Regions from separate parts of the Homo sapiens genome. Here region 2 is linked to region 1. Evidence: read pairs that join two places in POLR2A ChIA-PET (ENCODE). Cell type or tissue: Caco-2. All regions are shown on one strand. Links, peaks and the distances in the headings refer to the core of each region. The heading gives the core; the rest is flanking DNA.

Region 1 (2,909 bases), core at 268-2,767:
TAATCTTTTTAATTCTACTTTCAGAAGTAATAGGTACTCATTGTATAAAAGTGAAACACTGTAGAAATTTAGAATCTGAAAAAGAAAGTTCCTTTGTAAGATCTGTAATCTTACAACTCAAAGATAATGTTAAAATTTGATTTTTTCCCGGCATATAACAGGCTTTTTTCCTTTTTACCAAAATGGGATGATTCTGAGTTCCCTGTCACGATATATAAATCTACTTTATTCCTTTCATAAACTTCCATGCATTTCCACCACCTGTCCCCACCCACCCACCCACATCTGTATACACACATTCTGCCTCCCTTGCCGTTACCCTGTATGAACTGTTCATGCTCCTATCTAAGGCCATCTCCCTGGCACTGGGTCCATCTCCTCTCATTCCTGTGATTGTCTCTTCTCCCTCTCCTGCATCATCAGTTTCCCCTGTCTACTGGATTATTCCCACCAGCGTGCAAACATGCTGTCATATTCTTTTAAAAATGCTTCCCTTGCCTACACATTCTCCTGTAGCTACCATCCCATCTCGGCTTTCCTCCAAGAGTTGTCTGTACTCCCTGTCCCCGATTCCTCACCTCCCATTCTCTCTTTAATCCACTGCACCCACACAGCTCAAATGTGGTGGTCACCGGTGACCACCATGCTGCTAAACACAGTGGCCAATTCTCAGTGCCCTTCATGGCCATACATGTCACAGTTGCTCTCTTCCTCTGGGTCCTCCCTTGGCTTCCAGGACCACACACTCTCTTAGCTGTCCTCCCATCTCACTGGCTGCTCCACCTCAGGCTCCTCTGTTTGTTTCCCCTTTTCTCCATGACATCTGAAGGAAGAAGTGAACCAGGCCTTCTCTATTGGGCTACTTCTCTATTTAAACTCTCTCTTGGGAGTCTCCATTTTCATGGCTTTAAATTTCATGGCTCACAACTCTCAAATTTGTATTTTCACCCCAAACTTTGCCCCTGAATGCCCATCCCATATCTCTAAGTCCTATTTGAAATAGCTCTAGGATGTCTAACAGGCATCTGTCTCAAACCTAACACATCCACAACAGACCTATTCTACTCCCAAACCTGCCTGCTTATCCTGCAGGCTTCCTTATCACTGTAAATAGCCACTGCATTCTTCCAGGTGCTCAGGAGAGAGATCTAGAAGTTTTCCTTGACTTGTGTATATTCCTCACACCTCACATCTAATTTAAGCACATTAATGAGCTTAAATTCTTTAAGCTCAATCTTGAAAATATATCTCACCACCTTCGCTCTTCTTCTGACCTTTTTTTTTTTTTTTGATACAGAGCTTCTCTCTGTCATCCAGGCTAGAGTACAGTAGCACAATCTCAGCTCACTGCAGCCTCCACCTCCCAAGTTCAAGCAATTCTCCTGCCTCAGCCTCCCTTGTAGCTGGGGTTACAGGTGTGCACCACCACACCCAGATAATTTTTGTATTTTTAGTAGAGACGGGGTTTCACCACATTGGTCAGGCTGGTCTCAAACTCCTGACCTTGTGATCCACCCGCCTCAGACTCCCAAAGTGCTGGGATTACAGGTGTAAGCCACCGTGCCTGGCCTTTTTTTTTCTTTAAGAGATGAGGTCTTGCTCTGTTTTCCAGGCTGGATCCTGGGCTTGAGGGATCCTCCTGCGTCAGCCTCTCGAGTAGCTGGGACCACAGGCACGAGCCACCGATGCCTGGCTAAATTTTTACTTTTTTGTAGAGATGGAGGTCTCGCCATCTTGCCCAGGCTGGTCTCGAACTCATGGACTCAAGCAATCCTCCTGCCTCAGCCTCCCAAAGCCCATGTCTGGCCTGGGCTGTCTATTCTGTCTCACTGCTCTATGTGTTTATCTTTTTGCTGATACCACCCTACTTTGAATACTGTAACTTTATAGTGAGTCTTGAAGTTGGGTAATGTGAGTATGTGAGTCCTCTGACTATTTTTTTTTTCAGAATTGTTTTGGCTAATCTAGTACCTTTGCCTTTCTCTGTAAAAAAATTGTTTTGGCTAGGCCGGGCATGGTGGCTCACGCCTGTAATCCCAGCACTTTGGGAGGCCGAGGCAGGCGGATCACAAGGTCAGGAGATTGAAACCATCTTGGCTAACACTGTGAAACCCCATCTCCACTAAAAATACAAAAAATTAGCCGGGCACGGTGGCAGGCGCCTGTAGTCCCAGCTACCTGAGAGGCTGAGGCAGGAGAATGGCGTGAACCCGGGAGGTGGAGCTTGCAGCGAGCCGAGATGGCGCCACTGCACTACAGCCTGGGCGATAGAGCGCGACTCCATCTCAAAAAAAAAAAAAATTGTTTTGGCAAATCTAGTACCTTTGCCTTTCTATGTTGCCCGGGCTGGAGTGCATTGGCTACTCACAGGCATGATCATGGTGTATTATAGCCTCAAACTCCTGGCCTCCAGCGATCTTCCTGTCTCAGCTCCCAAGTAGCTCCCAAGTGTGCAACTGAGACTACAGGTGCAAAACACAGTGCCCTGGCTTCTCTGTAAATTTTAGAATCAGTTTGTAGACAGTGTCTGGGAGGAAAAACTTTTTATCTACCCTCAGGTTTAGTCTTTGGGGACCTGTGAATTAAACAGACGAAAGATATATTAACAAGAGAAGGCCAAGCGTGGTGGCTTACACCCATAATCCCAACACTCTGGGAGGCTGAGGCGGGAGGATCACTTGAGTCCAGGAGGTCGAGGCTGCCGTGGGCTAGCATCATGCCACTGCACTGCCCCATGGGCAACAGAGCGAGACCCCTGTCTCTAAAACAAACAAAAAGAAGACAAAATTTAATCATTTATTTTATTAACATACATATGGGAGTTCACCAGAAAGACTATCCACATTACTAGAGATGGAAACTTTCAGCTCCTTCCCCCAACCTCCAGGGAGGGGAGTGGGGCTAGAGAC
Region 2 (2,909 bases), core at 147-2,646, 67 kb before region 1:
GAACTGTGAGTCAATTAAGCCACTCTTTTTCATAAATTACCCAGTCTCAGGTAGTTCTTAATAGCAATGAGAGAATGGAGTAATACAGTCTTTAAAAATAAATACAAAGCTAGGCAACGGTAATGCACACCTGCACTCTCAGCCACTCAGGAGGCTGAAGAGGGGCACTTGAGCCCAGGAATTCAAGGTTGCAGTGCACTATGATACACCTGCAAATAGCCACTGCACTCCAGCCTGGGCAACAGGGTGAGATTCTGTGTCTAAAAAATAAAATCTAAAATTTAAAAATAAAATCAGGATGGGTGACCAGGAATAGTAGCTCATGCCTGTAATCCCAGCTCTTTGGGAGGCTGAGGTAGGCGGATCACCTGAGGTCAGGAGTTCAAGACCAGCCTGGGCAATATGGTGAAACCCCATCTCTACTGAAAATAAAAAAAAAAACTAGCCGGGTGCAGTGGCAGGTGCCTGAAATACCAGCTACTCGGGAGGCTGAGGCAGGAGAATCGCTTGAACCCGAGAGGCAGAGGTTGCAGTGAGCCAAGATCACACCATTGCACTCCAGCCTGGCATCAAGAGCAAAACTCCATTTCAAAAAAAAAAAAAAAAAAAAAACACTAGGATGGGCGCAGTGGCTCACATCTATAATCCCAGTGCTTTAGGAGGCCAAGGAGGGAGGATCATTTGAGGCCAGGAGTTTGAGACCAGTCTAGACAACACAGGGATCCCATGTCTCTACAAAAAATTTAAAAATTAGCCAGGCTTAGTGATGCATGCCTGTGGTCCCATCTACTTGGAAGGCTGAGGTGGGAGGATAATTTGAGCCCAGTAGGTCAAGGCTGCAGTGGGCCACAATCATGCCACTGCACTCCAGCCTGGGCGACACCACAAGACCCTGTCTCAAAAATAATAAATTAAAAATAATTAAATACAACTGGTGGTATACCATCCAGTCAGATAACTTCCTTTTTTATATTAACAACCAAGCTTAAAAATAACGCCGCATTCTGGGCCGGGTGTGGTGGCTCATGCCTGTAATCCCAGCACTTTGGGAGGCTGAGGCGGGCGGATCACGAGGTCAGGAGATCGAGACCACCCTGGCTAACACAGTGAAACCCTGTCTCTACTAAAAATACAAAAAATTAGCTGGGCATGGTGGCGGGCACCTATAGTCCCAGCTACTCGGGAGGCTGAGGCAGGAGAATGCCGTGAATCCAGGAGGCAGAGCTGGCAGTGAGCCGAGATCACGCCACTGCACTCTAGCCTGGACGACAGAGCGAGACTTCGTCCAAAAAAAAAAAAGCAAACAAAAAACAAAAAAACGCCACATTCTCCACATTCTGTTTGCTTGTGCAACACAGGAAGCCCAAGACTTCCAGGTCATCCCTTATTTTTCATCTCCACATGGCTCTGATCTCTTTAATCAAACGGTCTTCCACCCTTAATGCCCCAAACTTAGATCTAAGAGCTTGTGCTCAGTCAACAAAATCCTCCACATTCTCAACCTTTTATCATCTTCAGCTTGTCCTAGCTGGCCCACTGTCACTTTCTCTGACGCCACTCATACTTCCTGATTATCCTCGCAATACCCTGAACTCCAGGTCCTTGACCTCCTCTCTTCCAATTAGCTTGCCCCTCCCATCTCAGCCAACCACACCTACAGGTTTCCGTTCTACAGCTGTAATGTCCAACACAGCAGCCAGTAGCTACATGTAGCTACTAAGCACTTGAAATGTGGCTGTACCACGTGGTAAACTTTTAGATTTTAGATATATTGAATTTAATATATTAAACATATTAAAATGGACTTTTTACTTCTCTAGCGCAGGCAGCTAGAAAATGTATGATTACACACATGGCTTGATCTATTAGACAGGAGTGTTCTATAGTCTAGACCAACAACCACAACCTCTTCCACTATCTTAACTTTGAGCATTCTGTTGTCCAGACCGGAATACACTCCTTCCCCAGGTTTAGTCCTGACTCCAACAATTCTTTACCCCCACTAGGACCTCCAAATCAATGATCCAACCCCTCAGATTTGGCTTAGATCCTGTGGTCCACTGCCCACTTCCTTTTTTAAATTTTTATTTATTATTTATTTATTCACTTATTTATTTGGAGATGGAGTCTTGCTCTGTCGCCCAAGCTGGAGTGCAGTGGTGCGATCTCAGGTCACTGCACCTTTCACCTTCTGGGTTCAAGCAATTCTCCTGCCTCAGCCTCCCAAGTAACTGGAATTACAGGCACCTGCCATCACGCCCGGTTAATTTTTGTATTTTTAGTAGAGACAGAGTTTTGCCACATTAGCCAGGCCCGTCTCAAACTCCTGGCCTCAGGAGATCCACCCTCCTTGGCCTCCCAAAGTGCTGGGATTACAGCTGTGAGCCACTGCGCCCGGCCCCATCACCCACTTCTTCATATATCTGCTGTATTCACCTGGCAAAACCTTCCCCTGATTAATTCAACTCTTTTCCTATTCCACATCAGCCCTGCAGCAGACAAACAGGGCTAACAAATACAACCACAGCAACCAGCCTCACCACAGTAGACCCTCATGTGCCTGGAAGTACTACAATCCTAGTACGCTTCTGCAGTCCATTCATTCCCTCACTTTCCCAGACAACTCCTTCACTCCTCAGGCTTCCAAATCTCCTCTTGGCTCACCTTAGATATTCCACTGAGAAAATTAGAACAATCAGAAAAGAATTCCAACTACCTCCGAACCCACCTCCATCACCAGGCCTTCCTTTTGTTACTGGGGATGAACTGGTAGAGTTCCTATCTAAGACAACTGCTCCACTTCTCACTAGATCTCAAGGACTCAAGGACATTGCTCAGCAATTCTCTCCCTTTTCCCCACATCACTTTGCCTCTCACCAGGACCATCCCATGAGCACAGACATGTTATC

The links. ChIA-PET counts read pairs that join two places held together with the same protein. Peaks named below come from ENCODE experiments on the same cell type or tissue, not always from the same donor. Only the 100,000 strongest peaks of a DNase experiment are listed, where the experiment ranks them.
Region 2: POLR2A ChIA-PET joins it to region 1 with 6 read pairs; 8 of 35 experiments call an interaction of 5 or more read pairs at or near these places.

Annotation. Positions count from the first base shown.
Region 1 is chr12:120,481,719-120,484,627 of GRCh38, reverse strand. It overlaps a transcript of DYNLL1 not described here. Among named protein-coding and RNA genes, the nearest start is that of NRAV, 13 kb to the left of the region's middle. In Caco-2, for the core only: no CTCF peak of the experiment used is centred there; no DNase peak of the experiment used is centred there.
Region 2 is chr12:120,548,994-120,551,902 of GRCh38, reverse strand. All of the region lies in intron 2 of RNF10 (ring finger protein 10), which reads right to left. Among named protein-coding and RNA genes, the nearest start is that of RNF10, 16 kb to the right of the region's middle. In Caco-2, for the core only: no CTCF peak of the experiment used is centred there; DNase peaks (open chromatin) are centred at 1,342 and 1,612.